5 separate regions of the Mus musculus genome follow, and all the other regions are linked to region 1. A link is a loop called in an ENCODE intact Hi-C map of the cell type or tissue named here. Cell type or tissue: left cerebral cortex. All regions are shown on one strand. Links, peaks and the distances in the headings refer to the core of each region. The heading gives the core; the rest is flanking DNA. Region 1 overlaps Sult4a1 (sulfotransferase family 4A, member 1). Region 2 holds the start of Gm41370 (a long non-coding RNA gene). Region 3 has its middle 4.0 kb from the start of Gm34201. Region 4 has its middle 3.6 kb from the start of Gm33324. Region 5 holds the start of Pnpla3 (patatin-like phospholipase domain containing 3).

What was found. Hi-C counts contacts between places; a loop is a spot of excess contacts. Peaks named below come from ENCODE experiments on the same cell type or tissue, not always from the same donor. Only the 100,000 strongest peaks of a DNase experiment are listed, where the experiment ranks them.
Region 2: it touches region 1 in a loop (3-fold over the local background); 3 of 42 quality-filtered maps call a loop at or near these places.
Region 3: it touches region 1 in a loop (8-fold over the local background); 17 of 42 quality-filtered maps call a loop at or near these places.
Region 4: a loop joins it to region 1, with 5 times the contacts of the local background. A loop is called at or near these places in 9 of 42 quality-filtered maps.
Region 5: it touches region 1 in a loop (10-fold over the local background); 11 of 42 quality-filtered maps call a loop at or near these places.

What each region holds. Positions count from the first base shown.
Region 1 is chr15:84,071,810-84,077,798 of GRCm38, reverse strand. Sult4a1 (sulfotransferase family 4A, member 1) reads left to right here. Exons shown (of 7, transcript NM_013873.3): 7 at 217-1,702. The coding sequence ends at 329. It also overlaps a transcript of Efcab6 not described here. Among named protein-coding and RNA genes, the nearest start is that of Efcab6, 9.5 kb to the right of the region's middle. In left cerebral cortex, for the core only: CTCF peaks have their summits at 2,821 (motif pointing left), 3,688 (motif pointing left) and 5,417 (motif pointing right); DNase peaks (open chromatin) are centred at 3,359, 3,705, 4,443, 5,414 and 3 more places; H3K27ac peaks cover 1,414 bases.
Region 2 is chr15:83,854,556-83,860,544 of GRCm38, reverse strand. Mpped1 (metallophosphoesterase domain containing 1) reads right to left here. Exons shown (of 7, transcript NM_172610.3): 7 at 2,071-4,297. The coding sequence ends at 4,179. Gm41370 (a long non-coding RNA gene) reads left to right here and starts at 4,396. Exons shown (of 7, transcript XR_003951468.1): 1 at 4,396-5,739. Gm41372 (a long non-coding RNA gene) reads right to left here and starts at 1,365. Exons shown (of 3, transcript XR_875516.3): 1 at 638-1,365. In left cerebral cortex, for the core only: a CTCF peak has its summit at 3,236 (motif pointing left); a DNase peak (open chromatin) is centred at 3,220.
Region 3 is chr15:84,628,439-84,634,427 of GRCm38, reverse strand. No RefSeq gene overlaps it. Among named protein-coding and RNA genes, the nearest start is that of Gm34201, 4.0 kb to the right of the region's middle. In left cerebral cortex, for the core only: CTCF peaks have their summits at 2,643 (motif pointing right) and 4,533 (motif pointing right); DNase peaks (open chromatin) are centred at 2,656 and 4,551.
Region 4 is chr15:83,757,616-83,763,604 of GRCm38, reverse strand. No RefSeq gene overlaps it. Among named protein-coding and RNA genes, the nearest start is that of Gm33324, 3.6 kb to the right of the region's middle. In left cerebral cortex, for the core only: CTCF peaks have their summits at 2,759 (motif pointing left) and 4,449 (motif pointing right); a DNase peak (open chromatin) is centred at 2,743.
Region 5 is chr15:84,164,954-84,170,757 of GRCm38, reverse strand. It overlaps Pnpla3 (patatin-like phospholipase domain containing 3), which reads right to left and starts at 2,942. Exons shown (of 8, transcript NM_054088.3): 1 at 2,698-2,942. The coding sequence starts at 2,884. It overlaps Gm33530 (a long non-coding RNA gene), which reads left to right and starts at 4,928. Exons shown (of 3, transcript XR_384288.2): 1 at 4,928-5,352; 2 at 5,489-5,579; 3 at 5,675-5,804. It overlaps Mir6392 (microRNA 6392), which reads right to left and starts at 2,488; the gene lies at 2,381-2,488. In left cerebral cortex, for the core only: a CTCF peak has its summit at 2,898; DNase peaks (open chromatin) are centred at 1,744, 2,289, 2,538 and 2,986; H3K4me3 peaks cover 1,832 bases; H3K27ac peaks cover 1,048 bases.

The DNA.
Region 1 (5,989 bases), core at 679-5,678:
TGTAGTTGACAGGAGGAGACAGAAGGAAAGCTCTCCCACCAACCCCCCTCCCCGACTTAGGGCAGTTGGTTCCATTGAGTCTCACCACAAGCAAGACTGGTCTAGCTCAAGTAGTCCATCCCACCTGGCAGACCAAGTTCAGAGTTCAAGTCCCGAGGCTGCCTTCTGTTCTGAAACTGGTGGATGCAGCCAGCTCTATTCTGGTCTGTGTTGCAGGAAGAGTTGGGCTGTGGAAGGACATCTTCACCGTCTCCATGAACGAGAAGTTTGATCTAGTGTACAAACAGAAGATGGGGAAGTGTGACCTCACGTTTGACTTTTATCTATAATACCAGAATCCGAGAACTTGCATGCTCACGGTCCCCGGACGCTCTACTAGCTAAAAGTCCTGTTTGCGTTCTTTTATTCCTCGCTGGACACACTTCCGGAAGCTGCTTGGAAACAGCAGGGGGCGAGCCTGGTGGAGAGAGCCGAGGAGGAGTGAGAGGATGCTGTCTACAGCAGCCGCCTGGCCTGGCCCATAGTGTTTTGAGTCTCCACATGGTGGCCAATACCACACGCACGGGCAGTGCAAATGTCTGCCCCACACCCCGTGTTATTCACTATTTTATAGCGCTTTTCACTGAAAGCGGAAATAAATATCTGTCAGCCAAATACAAGTGCATTTCCAGGGGGGAGCAGGAGCGTGCTGTGCCGGGATGCTAGGAAGCTCTCAGGGGTCACTGTAATTTTTGTAGTCTTTTCTCTAGGCACAGCCATCCTACCTTGTTCGGAGATCAAAGAACGGGTTTGGGGGGTGGGGTGAGCTGGAGAGGTTGGTGTCGCCTGTGGAGTTCAGTCTTTTGGAACCATCCTGATACCAAGCCAGGACCTGTCCCAGGCCGTTTTCAGAAACACCTCTAAGCGCGCATCTCTCTCAGCCCCAGCACAGAAGAGCCCAAGGAATGTTTCGGCAGGGAAGCTGGCCCGAGGCTGCGGGTGGCATCTGAAGGCACTGGTAGGTGTGGAAGAGGCCCCACAGATGCCAGACTGCACCAAGAATTAGTATCTTTCACAGCCTTCACGTGCTCCCCAAGGCAGCGACTGACACACTCCTGCTGGCAAGAGATACAGGACATAGCATGGTTCTAAAGTCCCTAGTCGCTGTCCCATCTGCTCCACCTGTGCCAAGCGAGGCTCTCACCCAGGAGACCCAGTCTGCAGGTTGACCGTCCTCCGTGCAGATAGGATTGGCAAGCCCACCTGTGTGAGTGGGGCACCTTAGACCTCAAGAGTGTCTGGGGGGAGCCATGATCCTGTGTGCTGCCCACCCCCACACCTATGGGCTTGAATTTGACCAGATGAGCGGTGGACCAGGAGATCGCTGCTTGTGGGGACCGACTTGTTCTGTTACTCACCAGGCTGGGAAGAACGTGGTAGTGGGAGGCTGAGGCTGTGGAAGGGGCCTGCTCTGGGCCGTCTCTGAAGCGGGTCTGGTTGTCGTGGCATTACCTCTGTCCAGAGAGAAGCTTGTGTAGGTCTGGTGCATGGTTCTCTGGGGTGGGCATGGCGGCAGCGCCTTTCCTGTGTGTCTGGGGAGGAAGGCTGCTTTCTGTGAAATTTTCTTTCTATTTTTCTATTTTTAGTACTGTACGGATGTTCTGGAACCACACATGGTAATCTCTGCTTGCCTGCATCTTTAATAAAAGACACCTCCCCTGTTTGTGTGTTTTGTCTGTGTGCTGGGTGGAGGGGGGGAGGGTCCCTGAGCGTTCTCCTCAAAGGAGTGTGAGCCCCATTCCTGCCCTGTCCCCTGGGCGTGGCTACAGTGGGAAAGCGCCAGGAGTGGGTTCTGATGAGGCAGAATTTGGTTGTTTTACCCCAGGCAAACTTCAGTGAGAGTTGAAGCCTATATACTACTTCAGTGACCTTTGACCTGGAAGTGAAAGTAAGGGTGAGAGATTCCGGTGTTCCTGTAGATCTCTTCCACCTCTGCAGTCTGGGTCTGCCTCTGGCTCCAGCCCAGGGCATGGTGGGATGGAGACTGATCAAGTCCTTCCTGGCTCTCTTCCCCAGCCTTATGGGAGCAAATGCAAACTCCGGATAGTCATCTTTGTGTCCCCGTGCTGTGCTTAGAAGATCTGTCCTTAAGTCATTTCCAAACTGGCGCACACACACTAGGGAGCCCTGAGGAAGCAGGGTGATAGAGCCCTTTTCCTGCCTTACCTATCACCCCTCAGCTTATGCAGGGGCCTCAGCGCTGCCGTGGGGCTGTGCCAGCAAGAAAAGACCCAGCCTCCCCGAGCTTTAGTTCCAGTCAGGGATGAGTCAAGGAGACTCATTAATGAATCAAGGGTTAGTTCAGGATCGGGAGCGATGTCATGGGGCTGTTGAGATCAAGATATCTCAGTGGGTAGAGCCCGTGGGGTACCAAAAAGGACTCAGCAGTATGTGAATGCAGCCACCCGTCATCCCAGCACTTAGGAGGTAGAGATGGGATTCACAGGATAAGCTAGGCCAGCCTGTATTGGTGAGCTTTAGGCTGAGTGAGAGACTGCCTTAACTTATAATGCAGGGAGCAAGCAAAGAGAACACCGGCCATCAACCATTTGCCCCCACGTATACACGTGCACCCACACACATATGCATGTAAACATGTATGCACACCACAGCGCGCGCACACACACACACAGCTCCCAAAAGACTGATGTCACAGCCGGTAAGTTCACACGGAGGACTTGGGCTTAGGAGACTGGGGGAGAGCAGGGCTGGCAAGCTCCCGGGCGGGCATGTCCTGCGCAGGGGTTGTATGGAGGTGAGCCAGACATCGGCTTACAGAGCGCCCCCTAGAGCATGAGAGCCTGGGGAAGCCCCGGGAGGTTTAACCGGGAGGGTGTTTTCTAGGGCTCCCTGGCTGCTGAGAAGTTTCCTGTGAGGTTGCGGGCCCCTCACCCCAGCTGTACCACTCAGGCTGGAGGGTAAGGGCAGGGCCCGTGTCTTAGAGGTTCCTTGTACCTTGAGTGGATTTGGAGAAGGGCTGTGCTGATGTCGGAGCGTTGAGCTCGACTGTGATTAAGGAGCAGAACAAATAGAAGGGTGGAGCCACAGGCTAGTATTTATAGAAGGACCCTCCTTTGTTCCCCTGTGGTAAGGCCCGGAGTGCAGGTCAGTGGTAGCCTGACTTGGGTTCACAGAGGAAGTCCCCAGAAAGTCTTTTTGGGGAGCAGCAGAGGTGTCAGCTCTTCCTTAAGGACTGGAAGCCCAGGCGGCTGCAGCTCTCCTGCCGAGGAGTCCTGAGCTCTCTCCTACTCTGCCTCACCAGTTTGGTTGGTGTGCCGGGCTTCTCTGCCCCTAAGAGGCTTCCATACTTTATATAGTCAGCTACTAAGGCATGATCTTGCTCACTCTGCAATCGCCTGGAACACCACCAGGAGGGGGACCACTTTGGAAGCTGAATACGATACAGAAAACCTTCCCTAAACCCGGCCCGGCACTGTGTCTCCCCCCCCCGCCCCCCCGCCCCCCCCACCCCCCCCCCACGCCAGCTCGTCAGTGGGGAGCCTGAGGCAGGAAGCTCATGAATTCAGTGCCAGTCTGAGACTCTCTGAAATCCAAAACAAACAAACAAACAAAAAGTAAAGGAAAACCCTTACCTAGCAGGTTCTGCCCATCCCCAAACTGCAGGCCAGCCAGCGCCACCTGGTGGCTGTAGTGGGATTGTCATCTCACAGCTTGGGCTTAGTTTGTGGTTTTGTTCACAGCCCAAGAGGTGGGAGTCGGGTGGGAAGGACACCACCACCCTATGTGGTCACATACACCACTAAGAGCAGGTCCCATCCTAGGGATCTCCTGGGAGATGGATTTACCCACCTTCTTGTTTGTTAATAGTGGCGGAGGGTGTGTGGCTCCTACGCAGGAAGTCCTCTGTGTAGCTAGTCAGCCCTGCCCTGCTTAGAGCTTGGTATCCCCTTCCCAGAATGTTATCCATCACTGTACACTGCATACGGCATGTTTTAGGACAGGGTGGCACCTCAGTCTGGGTATAGCCATGGAATGACCTTTGACCCTAGAAACTGAGTGCTCCCATGTCTTCAACGCCTCAACTCAGAGGAGTCCTTTGTATCCCCCTGGCAGACGATGTCCCCATACGGCCTGAACGACCCTTAGCATCCTCACCTCCCTCCCCTGAGCTGCCCAGCCCTGCACCTCCACCAAGGCAGCATCCCTTCCTACACTGGATTGATTCCTTGGTTCCTCTATACTTCTACCCCTGCTTGCCTCCTAACACCTGCATCACCTCCTGGCATCCCCCTTCCCGCGTGGACGCGACTGCCCTGGGAGCAGGGATGCGCTGCCTAACCAGCAGCTGATGAATGAATATCGTCACATCTCAGAGCCCAGAATTCTGTACTGCTGCTGTTGAGCTGGTAGAGGCTGAAGTTCCTAACTCAGGCCCAGGATGAACGAGCTGCTGGCTCCTGGCCTTCCCAATGACCAAGGAAGACCCTCCCATCCTTGTAGGTGGAGCCTGTGCCTGGTGCCCCTCCTCCCAAGTCTCCGCCCAGAACTCAGTGCTGTGGAGCCACTCACGGTCCTTCTTGCCTCCAGCCCTTCCCCTGCAAGTCCTTTGCGGAGCACCTGCTATGGTAAGGCTGAGTGCTGCGGACGGTTGTGGCCATTCTGCTCTCTAGATCCTTGCTCACTTCCAATCCCCTTCTCTGTTCTTCTAGGGCAGTGGTTCTCAACCTTCCTAACGCTGAGATCCTTTAATACAGTTCCTCAACTTGTGGTGACCCCCAGTCATACAATTATTTTTGTTGTCATGGTTATCAGTTGCAATGTACGTATTTTTTGGAGACAGAGGTTTGTCAAAGGGACGGCGACCCACAGGTTGAGAACCACTCCTCGAGGAACAGATGAGAAGAGCCACAGCGAGGAACAGAGCAAGTACCTTGAAGGCTCAGAACTAGCAACCTCTGGGAGGGTGGAGATACTGTTGGGTGTAAACAAAAGGCAGGAGCAGAGTCTGGAAACGGGTGAGCCAGCAGGGAATGGGACAGCCTAGGGAAACAAGAGGATGCTATTCCCTTACCCCCTAGAGTCCCGTAGTCTCTCCAACACTCTTGGGACCACAAGGAGAAAACTTTCATCTCTGACAAAGAGTCCCAATGTGCAGCCCCGGGAGTCTCCTGTGACTTTGGCACAGTGGTCTGGAGAGGGTAGCCGAGCGTGAGGACTGTAACGGCTGTCCAGTGGGGATGGGGCCAGCAGGAGACAGCCAGTCCCAGAAACATCTGCCACTCAATGTGGCCATAGTCATGGTCTCTGAGGCATGTTGGTCCTCTGCCAGCTCCTCACATCAGAGGACAATCGGGCTTAAGCTTGGAGCCTGGCGTGGTGTTGACTCTGAGTGTGAGTTGTAGCCCTGAATCCTGCCACAGGAGGGAGCTCGTGTTCTGTTAACAATGGTTTTTGAGGAACCAGAAGAGCCCTACGAAGTCAGCTATTTCCACTTCTGCACTTGGCTTTTTTTAATCTATCTGTCTGTCTGTCTGTCTGTCTGTCTGTCTGTCTATTAATATGGGCTGTGGGTGCTCAAGCTTGTGACGCACACACTCTATGGACTCTGGTCCATCCAGCCATCTCTCTGGTCCCCAGCATCTTGTATTTTTTGAAGCCACCATCTTTACTGTTGGCATTCTGTCTGGATTCCACCCCCACAATTACCTGGCAGCCTCCAGGTATGCTCCTCCCCACAGTTACCTAGCAACAGCCAGGTAGGCCTGGCCCACTATAAAAGGGGCTGCTTGGCCCCTCCTCTCTCTCTTGCCTCTCTTGTCTCTCTTGTTCTCTTACTCTCTTGCCCCCTTGCTCCCCCTCCTCTCCCCATTCTCTTCCCTCTTTCTCAACCACGTGGCCATGGCTGGCCTCTACTTCTCTACTCTCTCCCTCTCTCTGCCTTTCCTGCCTCTACTACCCTCTTAACTGCCTCTGCTACCCACCTCCCCAT
Region 2 (5,989 bases), core at 370-5,369, 220 kb after region 1:
GGCATGTGGCATGGCCGAGGGAGGTTACTTACCTGTGGCAGCCAGGAAGGAGGACCGTAGCTGGGTTCCCAAGACCGGCTTCAACTATATATCTACAGTGAGCTAACTTCCTCCTCCTAGACCCTGCCTCCCAGTCCAGCCAATGGCTGATGACCACCTGTCAATACGTGAGGCTCTGGGAAACACCTGCCTCAAATGATAACCATATCCAAAGAACAAGAAAAGAAAGGAAGGAAGGAAGGAAGGGAGGGAGGGAGGGAGGGAGGGAGAGAGAGGGGGGGGAGGGAGAGGGAGGGAGAGAGAAAAGAAGAGGAAGAAGAAGAAGGAGAGAGAGAGAGAGAGAGAGAGAGAGAGAGAGAGAGAGAGAGGAAGGAAGGAAGGAAGGAAGGAAGGAAGGAAGGAAGGAAGGAAGGAAGGAAGGAAATCAAGCTTCATCAAAAATTTCAACATTTGCTCTGAGGATGGGACTAAAAAGACCAACCCAGAGACAGGAAAAAGAGACTTGTTTCTAGAATATTTAGAGATTTTTAAATAGGATCAGCAAGAGGCCAGAGAGATGGCTTGGTGGTTAAAGCACATGGTACAAGCAAGAGGAGCAGGGTTCTGACCCCCACGGCTCCCTGCACCTGGTAGTCACCTGTGATTCCAGCCCTTAGGAGGCGGGGAAAGGAGGCCCAAGACAGCCACGTGCTCTGGTGAGTCCCCAGAGACTGGTTCCCTGCCACTGTCTCAGCAGGGCTGCAGAGGGGTACACCTCAGTAGTAGAGTGCCTTCCTTCTCCATGTGTGAAGTGAGAAGGAAGGAAGAGGGGGAAGGAAGGAGGGCCCCAGAGACTGTGTACTGAAGCAGCTCTGGCAGTGTGGTGACATTGTGAGGTGACAGCTTCAGAGGGCCACGCCCTGTGCAGGAACCCTACTGTGGTTCCAGTGGTTATGGTAGAAGTTGGTGGGGTTCCTCAGACAGACCAGGATTCAGAAGTTAAGGTCCCAGGACAGGATGCTGCAGGCCTATGAGTCCCTGGGCAGGGGACTTGTCTGAGGTCATGGGGACATTGTTATTGCACACCTGCCCCAGGCCACTCCTCAGGCCTTTTCTGCCCCAGGTCCGTGGCTTTATGATGTCAGTCATATCCCTTTTTCTTGACACCTGTTCTATGTCCACAACTCCTTCCAGTGACCAGCAGCCACATCTACTGCTGTCCTGGACTCTCTGGAGCCTTTATCCTCACATCTACCTTTATCAGTCTTCCCTCCTAAATCTGTTACAGCCACCACCAGCCTTTCCATCATCCAAGCCAGCCAGACTCTTTGGGAAGTGTTAATGGCTGTGGAGGGGTCCATACAGAGCTGGATGGGGGGTTATGTAAGACAGATGGAAGGACAGAAGGATGGGTGACTTGATGGGTGGGTGGGTGGGTAGATGGATACATAGAGTGATATCCTGAGGGGGCTGGGTAAATTAATGGTTTCATCAATAGTGTATGGTCAGATGAGTGTATATATGGACAGCTTTGTTGGTGCACAGATAGATGGATAGTCCTGTGGACGAATAGATGGCTAGCTGTCTGGCTTTATAGCTTGATGGGTGGATGGATGGGTGGGCAGATGGATGGGTGCTTGTTTTCTGACTGAGTAGATGGATGGACATATGAAAGTATGAATCATCAGGTAAGTGTTTGACTGTGGAAAGATGAATAGTTGGATGGACAGCTAGCAATAAATGGTAGAAGTTTTGTAGCTGGGAGCGACTTTGAGACCAGGATGCTGCTCTTAGGCAACCCATGAACCTTTTGCCTTCCTATGGCTGGGTTGGCCATGTCATATTCAGGAAAACCCAGCACTTCGGCCACACCACAATGCTTTGTTTAGAAGCTCAGACATCCAGTCCTGCCCATGATGTCTGTAGTCCCTGTGCCCATGAGGGGTGGGATGGGGTGAGACAAGCAGAGAGTAGTCACATGGGGGGGGTCTTTAGCCACTAGGTCTTGGAGTTCTTCCTCCCTCTGCCCCCTCATAACTCAGGGACACACCCACAGGACGAGCAGCCAGATGGACTTAGCCTTTTCTTTTTACAAAGACTTTATTGTCTGACATGCTTGACAAAAAAAATTACAGCCACAATCAAGTTATGCCAAAATGATTGAGGAGCAGGCCGCCATCTTTCAAATCTTGAGGACTTCCAATGAATTTTCTCTTCAAGACAGCTGCCTCCACAGCTTTTCTTCTCCACATAAAAATATGCCGCATTCTGAAGATGCCCTAGGAAAATTTTTTTAAGTTTATAGTTCTTGGTCCATATAGAAACTGTGGAGCTGAGAAAGCACATGGGAGATGTATTTTTCTCTGCCCCAAACACGCCATGCATCTGAGGCACCGAAGAGAGACCTTGTAAAATGTCCCACACACCAGGACCACTTGGCCCAAGCAAGATTCCTGCAGCCCTGTGTCCTGTGGGGCACAGTTGCCCCTGGCCAACGTAGGGCACCAAAGGTGGCCTGGGAATGCATCCCAGAGCCCAGCTCACTCACCCGCAGAGAAAGAATTGGGAGTGGGCCTCACAGGATGCTGGGATGCTGAGCCAAAAGCTCAGGATTCCTGATGGTCTGAGGGACTCGAGGTTGAGAATGAACAAGAGCCAGTTTTGAAAAGGACCCTTCCAAATGAAGCGAGACTCTCCACCCAGGCCCTGCTTTGCAGGGAGAGAACTCCAGTGGTGATGGGAAGGGTGTGAGGCCAGAGATGGAGGCCCAAATCCCACTGCTGCCCCCTTTGTGCTGTGCATCCTCAGGCAAGTGACCTCTCCTCTCAGTGGACTCATCTCTGTAACAGGGCAAGAGTACCTACCTTGCAGGAATGTCTGTAGATAAAACAAAATTATACCGAGTAAAGGTACCAGGATATCTGGTCCCCAAGGCTGGAACCAGGCCAAGCAAGTGAGGCCCTCGTGTCTGATGCATGACATAAAGGGTGTAAAACATCAAGAGTCGGGACAAATAATACTATTTTAGTGACATGTTACTAAGAATCGGAATGAGTGCAAAAAAGAGTCCACAAAGAACAAATATGGGCATTTTAAATAGACAGTGATGGACTCTGCCTCCCCCTGACTCAGGGCCCGCTGGCTCTGTCCTCTGCAGATGGGTTCACCCAGGCCTAGCTCAAGAAAGGCTGCAGCCAGAGGTGGAGCTGCCATCAGCACCCGGGGTGGCTCTGTAACTGCGCCACCTCCCGGTTACTGGTGGTACTGACAAGCTTCCTGGAACCCTCGGAAGGAAAAATCAATCACATGGAGGATGGAGCTCGTTGTAGATGCTAACAACCTGGTTAGGTTTGGAGAAGCACACACATGCCACAGACATGGGGCATGTACATGACCAGGCATAGGTCTCAGCCCACAGAATCCCCTGGCCATCGTGATCTACAAAGTAGTGTGGTCCCAGATGATCTAAGATGGCCTCACTGTGATGAGTAACCAGCAGGTTCTGGCCACCCAGAAGAACAAAGCTCCCCTCCCCAAATCCAGGTTCTGAGCCAGAAGCTGGAGACACTCAGCCATTGTCCACATTGGCAGCAGGGTCCTGAGGAAGGAATGGGGGACTAAGCCAAGCCATCTGCTCTAGGCCTGGCCGGGGGCTGTCGGAATTCCTGAGATGTCCCTGAACATTCCCAAGACCCATGCACGTAAGGAACAAGTCTATCTCCTTTCCTCCAGCCAGAGAAGAGCTGCCCGAGCCTAGGCCATACACTTCCGCAACCTTGGGGCTCACAAGCCACACACTTGGGTAGCTAGACATCTTGTATAAAACTTCCCAAATTCCATCCGAGAGCAGCGGCTTCTCAAAGCCGGAGGGTGTCTTTCGAACCGAGCTTCTGTCATTTCCCAAGTGAGACAGGGCTGTGAGTGTGTTAGGCTCTAGAAAAAAGGGGCAGATGCACACACAGAACACAGAGATGAGCCTGGTGGCCCTGATGGGACTGTTCAAGGTCCCAGCAGCAGGCGGCAGAAAGCTGACAAAGGCGATTTCTTTTATCCCAAGGATTCTACTCGTTGCTGGCTGGTCCCGAGGCCAAATGGACTGTCCAGGCTGTTCTGCATGGGAGGAAGTGGGTTAGGGGATCCAGGCTCTTGGCCAGACATACAGAGCTGACATGGGTAGGCAGAACTGGAGTGGGTAGCAGTCAGGAGTTCCGGGGTGTGGGCAGGTCGATGACTATGGGGGGATTCACAGGCTGATAGTTCACAGTGCACACCGACGCGTTCACATAGGTGGTGGTCCCGTCTGCCATGACGCCATACCCTGGAAAGTAAGCACGCACCTGTCAGACCATTATCTGGAGCTTTCTGGTGAGTGGCTGTGGCAGCTACAGGTGTTCTGCTATAGCGGGTGGGACATGTCTGGGGCAAGCTACAACAGTTCTCATTCTTGGGTCTTTTTATCTGTCAAGTGGAAGCGATAATAGGTCCTTCTGAGCCTGCCAGGTGGACCAAGTAAGTTCAACGCCCAAATGCAGTGCTTAAGCCAGTGCACATCACAGGAAAAGCACATAGCAAGTCAGTCATCACTATCCTCACATCGTCTTCCTCAGCAGGTGTCATCAGCATGGTCTCTATGGCCACTGTCAGCAGAGTAGATGTGACTAGGTATAGGCACCTGGTTTCCACAGTCCCCAGTATCACCATCTCATCAGATATGATCAGGTGTGTTCGTGTGCTATGTCCACGAACTGCACTGATGTCATCATGACATCTTCATCCCCATCATGATGACATCATCATCCCCATGCCTAGCAGCAGCACTATGCCCTGAACTACATCACTACCATCCTTGTTGCTATCCCCAGCACTGCCATCATCACCATGACATCATCGCTGCCATCATGGTAACATCATCATCGCTATCTACAGTATCACCACCGTCAACACTACCACTACCTCTTCATGACCACTGTTGTCAACACCATCATTATCATCTCTCCATCAACACTAGTCATCACCATCCTTGTGACAATCACCACACTACCATCACCATCACCAAGACCCTCTTCCTTACAAGTGTTTCCCTGCCATGACATCACTACCATACCCACTATCTTCTGAGTGTCACTACCACCACCATCTTTGTCACCACTATCATTACCACTGTGATCCTCCTCCTCATTATCATCTCTGTTCTCCTCACAATCACCATGGTGACCACTGTCACATTTCTGTCTTTTATTACATGCCCTCTCCACCAACTCTGCTTGCTGAAGTCCCTTCTTCTGGCTCACACCAGAAGGGACGCTCTCCCTTTCTTCTCTGGAGTACCATTTTGCCGATACAAATATGCATGGTGGTGTTTGGGTCACTGGCAACCTTTCATAGGTTGTCCCTGAAGGCCCATAAGAGAGCCCAGGAAGACAACCAGCATTGTAAACTCACTGTTCCTGAGCTTCCCCGGGAGCTCCAGTGCTCTGCCTTTGATGGCTGCCTGCTGCCCAGCCATCTGAGACCATGTCCAGAGACAAACGTGCTCTACTCTCCTGACACCCAAGAACAGCGCTCAGAGGTGCTCAAGAAATGGCCAGGGTTTATTTACTTCCAAGTTATAAAACTCTTAGATGAACTAGATGAACGCAGCGTGGAGTCCCAGGTACCATGGTCCAACCCCACAGACAGGGTGAGCAGACCAGTAAACAGCAAGGGTTTGCATCAGATGTTGAACCTGGGCTCCAGGAAGAACACTTGAGGACTAAGAAGGTAAGCTGATGAGCAGGGATGGGCTGGGGGTGGGGGCAGTGTGAGCAGCCAGGACTGTGAGCCACCTGTCCATGGTGCGGACATCCCCACCACTTCAGTGAGTACACCTGCTAGCCAGCAGCATTGAGGTGCTAACCACAGCAGCAATGCCTGTGAAGTAGGCTATGCATGGGCCACAGAGCTGGGCTGTTTCTTGCAGAAGTCAGAGAGGGAGCTAGTGAGCAGGATTTGGTAGAGGCATCCCATGTGA
Region 3 (5,989 bases), core at 666-5,665, 560 kb before region 1:
CAGAGAGTGAAGGTGGGCAGGACCTCTGTCCCCAGATAGGGCTCTGGATGACTTTCCAGGCTCTTAAAGATCCATTCATCTAGTTCATTCATCCATTGTCCATCCATCCATCTATCTGCCTGCCTGTCTATCATCCACTCATCCACCATCCATCCATCCATCCATCCATCCATCCATCCATCCATCTATCTGCCTGCCTGCCTGCCTGTCTATCATCTATTCATCCACCATCCATCCATCCATCCAACCTCTATACTGTCCCCATTACTTGTCTGATGGCTGATTCATGAGGCCACTATTTTGTGGTGAACACAAGGGTCGCCGATATGGTCACTGACTTTGTGAGCATTCATGGTGGAATAGGAGAGGCAGTCAGACAGAGACCAACCATCCTAATATCAGATAATGCATGCAGAAATGGGTATGACTGGCCTCTCTGACTTTCCATGGCAGCTGTGTGTGTGTGTATGTATATATATATATATATGTGTATATATATATATATATATACATATACATATATATATATATATATATATATATATATATATATATAGTGTGTGTGTGTGTGTGTGTGTATGTGTGTGTTGTTGTTTAATATTGTCAACCTGACTGGATCTAGAACCACCCCAGAGACAATCTTCTGATAGTGTTTGTGAGAGGGATTTTCTTTCTTTCTTTCTTTCTTTCTTTCTTTCTTTCTTTCTTTCTTTCTAAGGATTTATTTATTTATTATATGTAAGTACACTGTACTGTACTTACATATAATACATGGAATTACATATAATAAATAAATGTACTTACATATAATAAATATAAACAGCTACACTGTAGCTGTCTCAGACATCCCAGAAGAGGGCATCAGATCTCATTACAAGTGGTTGTGAGCCACCATGTGGTTGCTGGGATTTGAACTCAGGACCTTTGGAAGAGCACTCAGTGCTCTTAACCTCTGAGCCATCTCTCCAGCCCCCGTGAGAGGGATTTTCTAAGTTGTGTTAATTGAAGAGAGATGAGCCTAACTATGGGTGGCATATATAAAGGAGAGAGCAAGCCGAACACCAGCATTTGTCTCTCCCTGCTTCCTGTCTTGAGCTGCCTCAAGCTCCTGCCACCATGTCTTCCACACCACAATCAACTGTGCCCTCAAACTGTGGCCCAGATAACCCATCCCTTCCTTTAGTTGGCTCTGTCGAGATGTTTTTAAAACAGCGGTGAGAAAATTTACTGATGCGGCATCTGAGTAAGAATGAAGTAGGAGAGGCTCCGTGGCCTGCTGGGGAGGTGGGTGTCAGTCAGCTGAGGGCCTTTGAAAACCTGAACTGAAATCACACACCACAAAAAGCCATTCTTTTGGGGGTGGGGGGCTCAGTATGGGTTTTTAGTACATTTATACTAACTGTAGAACTTTTTTTTTTTTTTTTGGAGTTTTTGAGACAGGGCTTCATGTAGCCCAGGCTATCCTTGAACTCACTGTGTAGCCAAGGATGACCTTGAACCGCTAAGACGACAGACGTATGCCACACTCATCTTAGATGCTACTAGGGATGGATAGGGATGGACCCCAGAACTTCATGCATGCATGCATGCTAAGAGAGTGCTTTACCAACTTAGCCACATACATCTTTTCATGTCTCTAGATATCAGAGGTGAAGAGTAACCTCCTTACCCCACCCTAACCTGGCTATCACTAACATGAGTTTTGCTTCTATGGAGTTGCTCACTCTGGACATGTCTGCTCTCTGGGGTCTGCTCCACTTGCATCCTTCCCTACCCGGGTCCTACTCTCTCTCTCCAGGATTCCTTGATCTCTATTGATTCCCTACTATGGGGGGGGCATAACTTGGTGCCTCTGGGTCTCCCGTAGGCTGCCGTGCTCTTGGGTTGTGCTCTGCAGGATCTGCACGCTTGCTTTTGACACTGAGCCTCAGGCTTGAGCTCTGCAAATAGCTCGTGATTGATGATCAAGCCACCTTGTGCAAAAACACCAACAGCCCATCTCGCCAGGGAGGTCATGAAGACCCAGGGAGGGGAATGGAGGTGAGTTAGAGTGGGAAGGTGTTGGGGCTGGGATTTGAACCGGTGTCTGACTGTGTCGCTTGTGTTTGAGCTGTCCTCTTCCAGCCCTCTTCTCCTAACTGTCGGCAGGTTGGAGAGGTGGCCAGAGGTCCATTTCCAAAAGTCAGTGTGGAGCATTGCCGAGAGCAGAGTGTGGGCTCTGCCACCATGTCTCCTGTCTATCTGTGTCGGAGACGGGTATGCATAATGGAACTAGTAGCCATGTTTGTGAATTCTGACTGGAGATCAGGATTGAGATGAGCCAGCCTCCAGACTCCCATAAGCCATCTTCGCTTCAGTTCTCACCCGTAGATGACCGGGCTGGAGCTGATCAGGGTGTGGAAGGCTCTCAGGAGTCCTGGCTTTAGATCCCTTGCCCCCTCAAGAGCTCATTTCACTTCCTCTAAGTCTCCTCAGTCACAGAATGACTGACAATAACTAATTAGAGAACAGCATGGGGGCGGGGAGGATGGCTCAGTGGTGGGAAACTCCTGAGGACTTTAACCCTGCCTGATACCTGCCCCTTCCTACCTAGAGAGCCCTATCACAGCACTGTTCTCGGTTTAGGTGTGCGTTGCCTTCCTTCGATCCGCCACTAGAGGGCACCAGTGCCCTGCAGATGCAGGTTTTGACACATGGCCTGTCGATCCAGTTCTCCAACCTCACTGCTTGGCCCAGCACTTTCCAAGACTTCAGCACAGAAAGGGTGCTTGCTCCGAGGCAAAGTTGGGGCACCATACTCTTGACCACACTCTGTATGGTCACCATTTGGGAAACTTCCTGCTGGGCCTGGTCTAGGGTTAGGCTGGGATGAGGTTTGCTTAGGGCCAGCCACCCAGGCTGTGGAAGCAGATAGGGAAGCTATGGATAAAGAATAAATGTTGTATATAGACTGGGGGATTTTTTTTCCCAGCCGCAAAGCAGAACAGAGTTAGGCTGCTAGCAAGAAAACACACACAACTGGAGATGATTGTGCCAAACACAAGTCCACTTCAGAAAGAAAGGTTGTGTGTTTTCTCCCGTTCATGGATCCAGGATTTTATTATGTAGATGTATAAGTACATAGGTATGGACGATGAGAGATAGCTGGGGGCAAACAGGACCAGTGGGCAGGGCGAGAAGCAGCTCTTTAGCGGGGTATGGCAGGATAAATTGTACTGAGTATATTACATACTGAAGTGAAAACCTGTTTACGGATCCCAGTGTAATGAAAGGAAAAAACGAGACAAAAAAATCAAAACACCCCCAGACCTGCAGACACCTTGATTTGTGTTTCTCGTCCCCAGCGCTGGCTGTGAGGAAATTCATTTCTGCTTAAGAAAATAAATAAATCGGGCGTGGTGGTGCATGCCTTTAATCCCAGCACTCGGGAGGCAGAGGCAGGTGGATTTCTGAGTTTGAGGCCAGCTTGATCTACAAAGTGAGTTCCAGGACAGCCAGGGCTATATAGAGAAACCCTGTCTCGAGAAACCAAAACCAAAAACAACAACAGCCGGGCGTGGTGCCGCACGCCTTTGATCCCAGCACTCGGGAGGCAGAGACAGGGGGATTTCTGAGTTCGAGGCCATCCTGGTCTACAAAGTGAGTTCCAGGACAGCCAGGGCTACACAGAGAAACCCTGCCTCGAAAAAACCAAACCAAACCAAACCAAACCAAAACAAAACAAAAACAAAAAACAAACAACAACAACAACAACAACAAAATCCAACAACAACAACAAAAAAAAAAGAAAATAAATAAAACAACCAACCTGGGGCTGGAGAGATGGCTCAGCGGCTCAGTTCCCAGCACCCACGTAGTGGCTCACACCTATCTGTAACTCTAGTTCCAAGGGATATGATGCCCTCTTCTGAACTTCATGGGCACCAGGCACATCCGTGGTGCACAGACATTCATGGGGGCAAAACACTCGTACACATAAAATAAGAATAAACAAGTCTTTAAAACTGAGCATAATACAAAACTTAGTATGCTAGGCTCATGAACGTAGAGAGTGTCAGGTGACGTGCTTCTGAGTGCTGTGCTTGGGGACTGACTGAGTCTCCTCCCTACCCACAGGGCGTGTGCCCACCACTCTCCAATCCCTCCCAGATGGGGGACAGGTCTGCTCAGAGCAGATGAATAAACTGAAGCTCAGGCAGGGACGAGAACTCCCCAGGGAGCCTCCTGTCTTCACCTGGAATCTTCTGTCCTGATGGTTCATTTCTCTCTTGCTCCACGGAGCCTGGGTTGTGATCTCTGTTCTCAGGTCTCAGGCCCCTCATCCAGGCCCCAATCTAGCCCATTCAGTGTAGGGGAGACTCCGTGGGTGTCTACAGAGCTCCCGACACTGAGCATCCACAGATAATGGTTGAGAGCAACATTGTGACTGTGGAAGCACAGGCCTTTTCCATTTTGGGGGATCTGGTTCTAGCAGACCTCTTGCAGCTGCCTCCTATGCCTTGGGCTGGAAAAGGCTCTGGAGCTGGGCCAGCAGAGGTCGCCATCACCCTGCTTGAGAGTGCAAGCCTTGGACCAGACTTCAAGTTGCAGGCATTTCAAATCAGCACTGTGTTAGTATGGTTCCAATGGATTGGACCAAAGTGACTGTTTTGTCCCTGACCAAGATGTGTCCTCCAAACCTGTGTCCTGCTAGGACCTGTCCCTTCTTGAGGCCTCTGTTTCCCACAAACTCTACTGGAAATGGGTCTGGAGACTAGGGTACCAGCCCATTAGACTGAACCCTAGCTTGGAGAGAGATAGGAATATTGTCAGTCCAGGAGATGGTGTTCAAAGGATCAGGTAGCGAGACATTGTCCCTACCGCACCCTGAAGTGATCTCTGCTGCACCTCCTTGCCCTCCATCACCTGTTCTGTGCCCTGGGGGAATGTCAAAGCCTAGGTAAGTGTTAGGTCACCTGAGTTCTGCACAGAGGAATTCCAGGGGGGAGGGGAGAAGGATGCCATTAGAGCCTTAGGCTACCTTAGCAGATGACCACAAGCTAAAGGCTTTAACTACATGGACTTATTTATCCACTGAGTTGTGAAGGCCAGAAGTCTAGTCAAGATCCAAAGGCTCTGCCAGCTCCTGTAGGCTGGGGCATCCCTTGGCTTATGGGTACATGGCTCTGTATCTGCTCCCACTTTCCTGGGTCCATCTGATGTCTTCTCCTCTGCTTCATTTAAAAAAAAAAACACTATGTAGTGTATGTGTGTGGGTCTGTGTTTCTCTGTGTGTGTCTGTGTATGTGTGCATATTTATGTATGTTTGTCTGTCTCTCTGACTCTCTGTCTCTCTGTTTCTCTCTGTCTCTGTGCCTCTTTCTCTGTTTCTCTCTGTCTCTGTCTCTCCCTGTCCCTCTGTCACTCTGTTTCTCTGTCTCTCTGTGTGTGTGTCTGTGTATGCATCTGTCTCTCTGTATCTGTCTGTCTGTCTCTCTATTTCTCTCTCTGTGAATGCATGTGTGTGTCTGTCTCTCTGTCTCTGTCTCTCTGTCTTTGTGTGTCTCAATTTCTCTGTCTCTCTGTCTCTGTTTGTCTCTGCCTTTCTGTCTGTTTCTTTCCCTCTCTGTGAGTGTGTGTGTGTGTGTGTGTGTGTGTGTAGGTCAGAGAACAACTCTCAGAAGGGAATCCTTTCTTTCCACCAAGTGTGTCACGGGGATCAAAGTTGAGCCATTCGCCATGGCTGTGTTCACCTTTACCCGCTGAGCCATCTCCCTGGCCCCCTCTGTCTTTTTCAAAGACACGGACCCCAAGATCAAGGGCCCACTTCACAGTGCAGGATGCTGAGACCAGGTCTTCAAGTTAAGGCCACATCTATCAGAGTTAAGAGTTGAATATTCAGCCCACCATGTTCCCAGGCCAGTCAGAGCAGAGCTGGCTGGAATCCAGGAACTGTCTCCCAGGGCCCATCCCTGCTTGCCGCAGGACCCTGTGTAGCATGAGGTGTGGC
Region 4 (5,989 bases), core at 668-5,667, 310 kb after region 1:
ACGCGTGTGACCTCTGTCCAGCCAGGAGACCAGATCCCAGGCTAACTGGGATAAAGCTGCCACGACAAGAGGCACACATAGCCAGGAACAGGCCAGGAGCTGAATCTGGACTGGCATGAGAAGGCTGGTCCTTCCCCAGCTGAGTCTTTGATACCGTCTTGCTGGCCTCAGCAAAGATCCATACACAGAGGCCACAGCTAAATGGAGCCCAGACTTCTAAATGAGAAACCATGTCAGAATAAACGAGGCTTGTGGGTCTTAGAGACAATCTACAGGAACACAGATTAAAAACAATACCAAGAGGAAGGTGGAGAGATGGTTTAGCAGTTAACAGCTAGTTGTTCTTCCATAGGACTCACTTCAATTCCTGGCATGCTCATGATGGCTCATGGTCTCCTTGAGTACCAAGCATGCACACGCTATACATACATGCATACATACATACATACATACATACATGTAGGAAAAACACCCATACACATGACATGACCAAAATAAATAGATAACAATAACAAAGCCACGGAGATAGTTCAATCAGTAGACCGTGACCTAAATTCCATCTATATAGGCACCGAGAAACGCCGCCGTATGCTCACAACCCCAGTCAATGCTGGGGATGCAGAGACAGGCAGATCTCTGAGTCCTGGGAGCCAGCCAGCCTAGCTTTATGAGAAAGTTCCAGACTGGTGAGAGACCCCGCCTCAAGAAAAATGGCACCCGAGGACCAACACCCACAGTTGCCCTCTGTCCTCAAGTATGTATGGAAACACATCTTCGAACACGCGTGTACAAATATGTTACAATGATGAGTTGCTCAACAAAAATGTGTCCAAGTCTGCTAGTGCCTACTATGTGCCAGGCTTTCCATGGATTGGCCTAACCATTCCTCATATGTGAACCACAGCCACATGATAGGTGCTGTTCACCTATGGAGAAACTGAAGCCCAAGTATTAAAACCACTGGGATACCCCAGAGCCTGGCTCTGAACTCAAAACTTCAAGAAATAATGAGAGAGGTGGCCCAGCCATACCCATCTCCGCTTCCTTGTTCTGCCCTGGTCCTTCCCTTGCCAAAACTGCTTTCCTTTTTGGGGCACACACACCCTCTATCCCGGCACCAGAGTGATCACTCGGGCACTAATGCACACCCCCGTCTCTTTCTGCAGGGTTCTCTCCTGCAAACACAGCGTCAACTTCCCCTGCGTATTTATGAGCACTGAACGCCAACAGTTGTCTGATAGTCCATTTGCTAGGGAGAGTGAAATACCTGGTGGTTCCTCACTTCACCTGCCCTACAGGAAACAGATTCAATTAGAAAAATCTATTGCTAATTTGAAAGCTCTGATTCTATAATTTCCTACAGGGAAGACATGTAAATTGCGCGTTATTTAACACCCTTTCACGGCAGGTGAATTCCACGGGGGGCAATTATAACCCTCTCTCCACTCTTCTTATACGCTCCTGACAAGGCAGAGGGGGGGGGGGAGGAGGGAGAGGAAGGAGGGAGATGGAAGAGGAAAGGGGACTATTGCAAAGCTGGTCTCCAGGAAACTGTCAGAACCTGGAATCAGAGGAACCTAGGCAGAGCCAGTTGATTGGCATCCGGATCCCACCCGGTGTCCAAACAGACACACAGGCCTGAACCCCAAGCCATCTGGCCCTTCTCCAGCTGTCCAGAGCATCACCACAATGTGGGGAGTGGAGCAGGACACCCCAAGCTGCACTGCAACCCTCTACCACCTTCCAGGTGGCACACAGCTGTTCTCATCTGGCTCTGGTCCTGTTCTGGGGAGACATCAGCCTCCCTTGCTCTACCTGGGCTGCATGGCGACCAAGCCCCAACTGAACGTCAATTTCAAAGGGCAGCTGAAACGGCAGAGCACAGTTTAGAACCAGCATGGGCACCCATCCAAGCCCCAAAGGAGGCTTTTCTCTAGAAGGACCAGGACCTTTCTGGATTAGGGGAAATTTTTAGGTGACTATTTTCTCTCACACAGAGTAATGAATGGCTCTTGGTACACACACACACACGCACACGCACGCACACGTGCGCGCGCGCACATACACGGCACTAAGACTATTGGTTCGTCTGGGGTGGGGAGCCACATAGAGCTTTCATATTCTGTTCTCTGCCGTTGTATGGCTTGCTTCCTGGGCTCCCCATTTGCCTGCCTGCCTGTCTTCTTTCCTCCCAGATCTTAGGTATTCATGATTTTAAACATGTATTCTTCTGCTGCTTTGTGTGTGGATATGCATGTGTGCATGTCTGTGCATGGACAGGTTGGGTGTGTGCATGTGGCACCCAGGGGACAATCTCCAGTGTTGTCCACCTTGCTATTTTGAGGTAGATCCTTCTCTGGGACCTGGAGCTTGCTAGTTATGTTAGAATAGCTGGCCAGTGAGCCCTGGAGACCTCCCTGTCTCTGCCTCCCTAGCGTGGGATGTTAAGTGTGTACCATCACAGATGGTGAGCACTTAACTGACTCCACCCTGTCCCTGCTCCTTATGTGTCCATTTTAAACAAATGAAGTGTTTCTCAGGCTCCTCCTCTTTCTTCAGATCCCTTCCATCTGGCCCCTGCACCCCTGCCTTGTCAACCCCAGGCTCTCCCTTGAGTGCTCATCGCCCCACCTGGAGCTGCCCACAGATGATCCCTGACGGGGAAAGCTAAGAGCAGACACCTACCCTAGAAAGCCTGCCTTGGAATGGGACGCCCCTGACATTCATATCGGCTGAGTGTGGGAACTGACGCCACCTGCTGGCACAGGTGAGAATTGCGTGCTGGTGCCTTCTCGCCAGGTCCCTACCCCTGGGCTTATATCCTGAGCCCCTTCAGGTGATACAGCGCCATCCTCCCAATGAGCGTCTCCCAGCAGCTGCTTAGGGTGTTTTTTAAAACGTGATATTTTCACAGGTTCTGAGTATTTCTACTTTATGGTTCCTTTACTCCCCGCAGTGGGAGGGGAGGGACCTGCCTGCTCTGTGCTAGGTAGCAATCAGGGGTGCAGAGGCCAGCCAGCCATTCTGAGGAATGGATTCAGCAAGTCCTTACACAAGACAACATTTAATTACGATGTAGCCATGCTTAATGAGGAGCGGGTAACGCTGTTTGACATTCCATCTGCTCTACAAGTAGACTTGATTGCTACTACCACACAGCATATAAGGTGTGTGGGCTCAAATAAGGACTCGACTACCAAACCCCATGAGTCTAGGAGGACTCACTTACTACCAGGGTATAGCAACCCCCTACCACCGCTGCCTCAGGGAGGGGGAAAAAGTGAGTTTAACAAGACCCCAGGGAACAACTTTTTTCGGTTTCAGCCAGTCATAACTAGTGCCAGGATTGGACCAAGCTCCCTCCCAGAGATGCACTAGGGGACAGTGAAGAGAACATTGGGTCTCCAAATACTTTCCCCCAGGACCACATTCCTCATCTCTCTCCTTATCCCTTTCTGACAAGCAAACCCAGAGACTTCATGAGGAAGGAGCCCTATCGTGAAAGCATGACACTCCGGGGACACCTAGGAATAATCACCTCCTCCCTGCCTCAGTTTCCCCTCCTGCAGAGGTCACCCTGGAGAGTGGAAAGGCTTATCTGAAGTATCATTTAACCCTTCCCGGCCACCTCCTTCCACCAGAGTGGAGACACAGAGACCCCAGTGCATGCCCTCAATGGTCTGCATCCCTGATTCCTACCTAGCACAGAGCAGGGGGCAGGGTTCTTAGCTCATCCCCAATTCTTTGTCACAAAAAGGTGTCAAGGACGGTGTCGGGACCAGAGTGCAGCAGAGGGTAGAGCACCTAGGACATTGTTAGCACCCAGTCATCTCCAATGGAAGCCATGGGGCAGGATGGCTTGGGCCAGATTCCCGGTATAGGGTGAGGCCAGGACACACTAACACTATCACACCTTGATGGTCACAGCACTACTATGCTTACTATGTGCCAGGCTTCCCATGGATTGGCCTAATCATTTCTCATATGTGAACCACAGCCACATGATATGTGCTGTTCACCTATGGGGAAACTGAGGCCCAAGTGTTAAAACCACTGGGACATCCCAGAGCCTGGCTCTGAATTCACAACTTCAAAAAATAATGAGAGAGGTGGCCTAGCCACACCCATCTCTGCTTCCTTGTTCTGCCCTGGTCCTACCCTTGCCAAAACTGCTGAAATCTATTCCCTGAAATCTATTCCCTCACACACACACACACACACACACACACACACACACACACACACAACTGCTTTTGACTGGAGAAACTGAGGCTCAGGGAAGAAATGACACTCTCAGTGTCATATATCACTGGGGCATTGTGCGAGTCTCCACACAAGGTCAGTTTGGCTCATCAGAACAGTCCAGCCTGGCCTGCTAAACAATTTATTGCTTTTTTAAAAAACAAAAACAGAAACAAAACAAAAAAACTTAGCCAGCACTTCCTCAGTGTGGCCATAGGGGGGCAGTAGCACCCCATTCATTTATAGTCTGGCAGGGTTTTTTTTTTTGTTTTTTGTTTTTTGTTTTCTGTTTGTTTTTTGTTTTTGTTTTTGTTTTTTCCGTTTTCGCTTTCTCCCCCCCCCCCCCTTTAAACCGTGTGCAGCCTGAGATGGGGAAATCCCACAGCATGGAGACAGAGAGGGGCAGCCTGCCTTGGTGCAAACACTGAAAAAAGAAGGGTGAGGTGGTTTGAAGGATCAATAGAGGCCGGGTCTGTCTTGACGCATGCGGGGAGTGAATCCCTGCCCATCTCTGGGTCTTGGTTTCCTTGTAAAAATGTACATCACTGAGCAGGGGCTTGAAAACTGACAACCTCATGCCTGTTTGGCCAACACAAGGTTTTTTAAAACTGTTCCTTGCTTGGCTGTCTCCTCCCTTTAGTCCTCTGGCCTCTGCCGACTCAGAAACAGGCTCTGTGGGCTTGGACTGGAGAGAGAATCAGGGGCCATCAGAAGTGGAGTCAGCTCCAGAGAACCAGACCTGGAAAGCCTGGCCTGCCTAGCCACCATCGGGATGAGCCTGTGGTCCAAAGAGGCATCCCTCAGCCTCAGCCTCGGGCACCATGACCGCAGGCTGTTTCTTCCTTTGCTTTTGTTGTTCTTCCTCGGTAGAAATAGGTGTAGCTGGGATAGTGAAGTTTGAGATAGTGTGTGTGTGCATGTGTGTTTGTGTGCACACAACTGTATGTGTGTGTGTGCACGCGCGGGCAAACACGCACATGAGCGCACATACACGCATGCGCACGTGTGTATGCTTATGCACTCGCTGCAGGGCCTAGGGCAGATTTACAGGTTTGGAAGGAGAGATGGTCAAAGGTTTGGTTGTGGAGGGCGTATTAGTGAGGGCTCTCTAGAGGAACAGAACCAGTAGAATGAATGGACATTTTTCTTTTTTCTTTTTTCCTCGAGACAGGGTTTCTCTGTATAGCCCTGGCTGTCCTGGAACTCACTTTGTAGACCAGGCTGGCCTCGAACTCAGAAATCTGCCTGCCTCTGCCTCCCGAGTGCTGGGATTAAAGGCGTGCGCCACCACTGCTGGGCAAAAGGGGGGTTCTTTAGATTAGCTTACCCGAAGCACACTGGGTAAGTCAGCAATGACTGTCCACACATTGAAGAGGCAGAGAACCAGGTAGCTGCTCAGCCCATGGATGTGTCTCAGCAGGTCCAGTCTTACCCCAAAAGTCTGGAGGATCTCTAGAGAGTCAGTCACACTGGTCCTCAGTTTGCACTGGAACTGTAGACGTCTGACTGTGGCAGCAGCAGCAACAGCAGGGTAGAGGCACTCACCAGTAAGAGGTAAGACAGGGAGGCAAACTTTTCCATCTATCTGGGCCACTGGCTGCAGGGTGCTGGACACCCTCAGGATGGGCCTGTGGTCCAAAGTGCATCTCATGAATGGAGGCTCGTTGTGTGTGTAAATCTACCCTAGGTCCTGCACATGAGTATAGCACACATACACAGTTCCCTCCTGCACTCCAACGGGCTGATG
Region 5 (5,804 bases), core at 1-5,000, 94 kb before region 1:
ATAGCCTGTTGTATAAGGTATTTCCTGGATGGTGCTGGGGCAGGTCTTCCGGTGACGCATGCTCATGAGAATTCCACCTGCCTGTCTATAAAGCCACAAGCCACGAACACATCAGCATTCCAGCCTTGGCACAATGGACTCAACATCAGACAGCACAGAAGAAATAATGTAGGCCTGGACCTAAATGTAGATCTCACCCCTGCCCCTTACAGAGGAAAGCACTCTGCCATCTGTCTATACCACAGATTGACTTTAATTTAAAACAAACAAACAAACAAACAAACGATTATATATATATGCATATGTGTGTAGGAGCTTATGGGCACCACATGTGTGCAAAACCCTGCAGAGGCCAGAAGACAGCATCACATTCCCAGGATCTAGAATTATAGGTGGTCAGTAAGTTGCCAAGCTGGTTCTCTGTAAGAGCAGTAAGCGATCTTAACCACTGAGACATCTCTCCAGCTGCTAGACTGCCTTTTTTCTTTTTCTTTCTTTCTTTTTTTTTTTTTTTTTTTTTTGGGTTTTGAGACAGGGTTTCTCTGTGTAGCCCTGGCTGTCCTGGAACTCACTTTGTAGACCAGGCTGGCCTTGAACTCAGAAATCCGCCTGCCTCTGCCTCCCGAGTGCTGGGATTAAAGGTGTGCGCCACCACGCCCAGCGACTGCCTTTTTTCAAGGAGAGTAAAAATGGATTCACTTCTGGAGGCAGAAAGGATTGTGTAAAATAAGGTCTATAAAATGCTCAGTCCAGAAAAGACTGTGTAAGCGGCTAGGCTCCGTGTAAACCTCTAAGCCAAGACTTCCCAGATCGCACAGTAGGTACACAGTAGTATTCACAGTCCATCTGCCCTCACTCTCCAGACCAGCCCTCTTTGACTAATCCACTCTGCCCTAGCACTTATGACAACATGAATCCTGGTTCCATGAGGCCAGGCATATCCCAGCCTTTTCTGATCCAACTCTAACTCTCACTCCCAGCAAACCCTACCCCAAGCCAGCCTGCTGAGCCTGGCTTGAGGGTGAACTCACACACTGGTAGCCAATTGCACCTACCTCCTCTGTCAAGTCCAGCCAAATGCTCAGATGCCCCAAACACCTGTGCCCGTTCCAAGCCCTGGGCAATGCACCTTAGCAGCTCCCACCAGAGATAATCTGTAATTTTGTGCCCTCTCTGTGACCTGACAGGATAGCCCCAGGCTGTCCCTGTCTTCTGAGCAGTTACAAACACCCCACTTTATCATTGGTTCTCAATCTTCCCAGTGCTGGAACTCTTTAATACAGTCCCTCATGTTGTGGTTGCCCCCCCAAATATACAATTATTTTCGATGATACTTCATAATGTAATTTTGCTGTTATGAATCATAAGTATCTGTTTCCCAATGGTCTTTGATGACTCCTGTGAAAGGGTCATTAGACCCCCAGAGAGGCTGTGACCCACAGGTTGAGAGAACCATTGCTCTATATGAAAGTGGGTGTACTTAAGATTCCTGGAGTCAATGCATTTAAACCATGTCCCAATAATCATCCATCGCTATTGGGCTCAGAGCCCTCCATTTAAGAACTAACTGCCTTTAGTGCCGAAGCCCAGGGTGTGCAATGGCCACTGGACTAATCTAGTCTTTCCAGAGGCCACTCTCACTGCCCTTTACTCCTGGCTCCCTCCTCACTGGGAAACCCAGACAAGCAGGCACACAGCCAGATTTGCTTGTCTTCTAATCCCTGATTCTCATCGGCTCAGGGTCTGCTCACCGATCCCATCCAATGGCAGAGCTCCGCTCATCAGCAGGGGCTTTCCCCTGCCTGCCAAAGTCTCTCCCTGCTGGCTGTGGCCAGCAGAGAGCAAAGAGTAAAGTGTTAAAGAGGCCCCAGATCAAAGAGGGTTGATGTGGGACATTGTCATGCAGCCTGGGGACCTTTGGGTGTCAGCAGTCCGCCCCCCCCCCCGTGGGCACTTAGCCAAGCCCTGCCCACAACCCCAAAAGCATCCGGCTATGACACTGGGAAGAGAAGGCATCACATCCTAGTAGTTTAGTGGGGGAGAGGAGAGTACTCGCCTCCTCTCGCTCATGGGTGCATGGGCAAATGTTTAATTAGGCCAAGATTCAAATGCCCTGAATGTCAGTGACATCGATCTGGGAAGGGCCGCTTATCTAGGCTAGTGAAGACAGGAGAGAGTGGAACTGGATCTGTCTGGGAACCCATTCCAGCTTCTAGGGAGTGTTCCAAATATTTCTCTAATCCACGTACCCCGCCCCCACCAGCCACCTCTAAAGGCAACCGGAGCATTGGACTGCCACTAAGGGTGTTCTAGTCTGGGTGCCTTCTGCCCTTCCTGGCGGCACCAGCCATGGGACACTAGCCAGAGCCACACAGGACAAACCTTCTGCGGCTCAGGGACCAGAGGACCCGGCAAACCTGCGTCGTTCCCTGCTGCTCAGGGATGACCCAGCTGACAGGACCAGGGCGCCAGAGCGGGTCAGGAAGAAGATGCTCGGAGCGCGTCTGCTCCAGCCGGCCCCGGGAAATCCCACGCCAGGTGACAGGCCCAGGGTCTCCAGCTGAGTGCTCAACGGCACCGGGAAGGATGAGAGCTCTCCGGACAGGTTTCTTCGGGCACCCCGGAAAGTGTTACCGATTCCCCAGGTGTAGCAACCCCTCCCCGCACGCGGGGCCTGGGTAGTGGCCGTGGACGCACCGAGAGGGAGACTGCACACGAAGGTGACCGCGTGCAGTGCACCGGCCGAGCAGCCAAAGAAAGTGCGCGCATCGCGGAGGAGGTGCGGGGCGCGCTCGCTCAGACATAGCGTAGCCCCGACGTGGTAGAAGCCCAGGAAGCCGCAGCCTGCAAACGACAGGCTCCAGCGGCGCTCTGGGTCATACATGGTGCTTGAAGCTCCGGGCGGCGCTGCAGTTCAGCTCTGCTCCCGGTGTTGCTGCTCTGAGCTTAAAGAGCCGCAGCCGCCTAAGCTGTCTTCGGGTGACGTCAGCTGAGGCCCCGCCCCACTAGGACCATGCAAATAAGCCAGTGGGAGGCCCAATGGGCGTACTGGACTCATGCCCCGCCCCATGTCCCTCCCGCGTGGGCTTTCCCAAATCCTAGGCTTGGATGCTTGCTGGGCAGAATGGCTCTTTGAATACCCTTTTCTTTCAGGTTCTGGATGGCACGCCGGTGGCACTCTCTCCTTTTCTTTATTACACGAGAGATGCTACCATCCACATGCTGTCTTTCCTTTATTTTCATGTAGGGTGTCTGTTTTTGCAGTTATTTATTTTGCTTTCTGTTCGTTTTTAATTCATGGAGAGAGGTTTTCTTCCTCCCTTCCTTCCTCCCTCCCTCCTTCCCTCCCTCCCTCCCTTCCTTCCTTCCTTCCTTCCTTCCTTCCTTCCTTCCTTCCTCTTAAAAAGATACTTAGGCTCCCCGCCCCCATGTTTATGAGTATTTTGTCTGCATGTATGTCTATGCACCATGGGTGTGCAGTGACCAAGGAGGCCATAAGAGGACGTTAAACCTCCTAGAACTGGAGTTGCAGAGGATTGTGAGCCATCGCGTGGATTCTTGGACTCCACTCTGGTGCTCTGTAAGAGTAGTTGTGGCCTCTACCGCTGAACCATCCTTTCAGCGCCTTGTTTAATTTTACAGTACTAAGAACTGAACCTCGGCCCTCCTGCATGCTAGGCAAAGGCTCTACCACTGAGCTGCCCTGGGTTCCTTTTTCTTTTAACCAGCTGCCTCCTTCAGTGACTCAGCCTGGACTTCAGCCTCTGGCCCCTTTGCCACAGCCTCCTAAGTAACTAAGACTACAGGAAGACAACACCAGGCAGGGAGGACCTGAAGTTTCCATGTACAAGTGTCACTTATAAATAAAATATGTGATTGGCCGGTGCCAATGAAGGCAGGAGTAAGGAAAGCTGGGAGCTAGATGGTTTGTGGTCCTGTCTGTGCCTCTTCTGACTACAAAGTATCTTTGACCAAGTATAGCAATACAATTTGTACACTACTCTTTTTTTTCTTTTTTTTTTTTTTTAGATTTATTTATTTATTTATTATATATAAGTACATTGTAGCTGTCTTTCAGACGCACCAGAAGAGGGCATCAGATCTCATTACGGGTGGTTGTGAGCCACCATGTGGTTGCTGGGATTTGAACTTCGGACCTTCGGAAGAGCAGTCGGTGCTCTTACCCACTGAGCCATCTCACCAGCCCCTGTACACTACTCTTTAATAGAATATTTTAGTTAAAATTTATTTTTAATATTCTTATGTGTATGGGTGTTTTGGCTGCATGCATAGCTGTGTACCACATTCAGGTTTAGTACCCATGAAATCTAGGAGAGAGTATTGGACTCTTGAGCATCTTCTTCCCAGCCCACTCCGGCACTCTGGTTTGGAATGCCCCCCCCCCACACACACACACACTTGGGTCCTACCAGCTGGGGCATCCCTGGAATTGGAGTCACAGACAGTTGTTAATCACTCTATGGGTGCTGGGAACCTAACCCAGGTCCTATGGAGAAGCAACATATGAACCACTGAACCATCTCTCCAGGCCTCTAGTAGAATGGTTTGCTATTGTTTCAGGCAGAAGAAAAAAGAACAAAAGAAAAGTTACAAAATCCCTCACCCCACAGAACAAATTTCTTTTTTTTTTTTTGGTTTTTAGAGACAGGGTTTCTCTGTGTAGCCCTGGCTGTCCTGGCACTCACTTTGTAGACCAGGCTGGCCTCGAACTCAGAAATCCGCCTGCCTCTGCCTCCCGAGTGCTGGGATTAAAGGCGTGCGCCACCACGCCCAGCTAGAACAAATTTCTTTAAAAAAAAAAAAACTTTCTTGAGATAGGCAGTGTGCACACACCTTCAATCCCAGCACTTGGGAAGCAGAGGCAGGTGGAGCTCCAAATTCGAGGTTAGCCTGGTCTACAGAGTGAGTTCCAGGATGACCAGGGCTACACAACACATGTGTTCAGTAATGTGAAATGTGTGATTCCTTCTGCATGAATGTTGCGTAGGATTCAAAAGCTACCCCATCCAGTCATGTCTCAAAGGAACAACACAGGCTGGAATCTTCTGCATGGCAAGAATGGTCCTTGGTACTTCAATATCCAGAGAACAGAATCCCCATTTCCATTATGGAGGGTGAAAACTGTGACAGGGTTGAATCTAGGGGGGAAAAGATGGCTTTACATCCTTTCTCATGGCTCATGTGTCTGTTTGTCCATATTCCTCTCTTGGTCTCCTGTCTGAATTTTAGAAAAATATAAGGGCCCACTGGCCACACATTGTCTTCTTGCCTATCCTCGTGTGCTGAGAGAGACCCGGAAGCAGTCTTCCGAACCAGAAGCATGAGGTTCAGGTGAGGCTAAGCATGAATCACAGTCAGCACGGTGCTAGGAGCCCTTCCCTCTCCCTCATCCCAGGGCTGTGTCTGCCTAACAACCAAACTCCTCACCTGGCCCTTGGATAACCACGACCCACTATTCTGTTGGCAGTGTGGTAGGCTGGTGACATCTCCTGTGCTGAATGAGTTTCCCCATTTGTCACCATCGGTTCACACAAGAGCATGTGACAGCTCTGCCCATGGTAAGAGTGAAGGGCTCTGTAACAGAACCAAGCATCGCAAACATGATGCTGATAGATTTATTCCTTTCCCTCTCCCTCTCTCCCTCTCTAAACAGGTCATGTTTCTAAAGCTAAGCCACCAAGGGCTGTTCTCTTATTTTGGCCACCTCCTTATGCCTGAAACTCCAAGGTCCAGCTATCAAAATTCATTATATGGCTACACCGGCTAACATGTCCAATCATCAC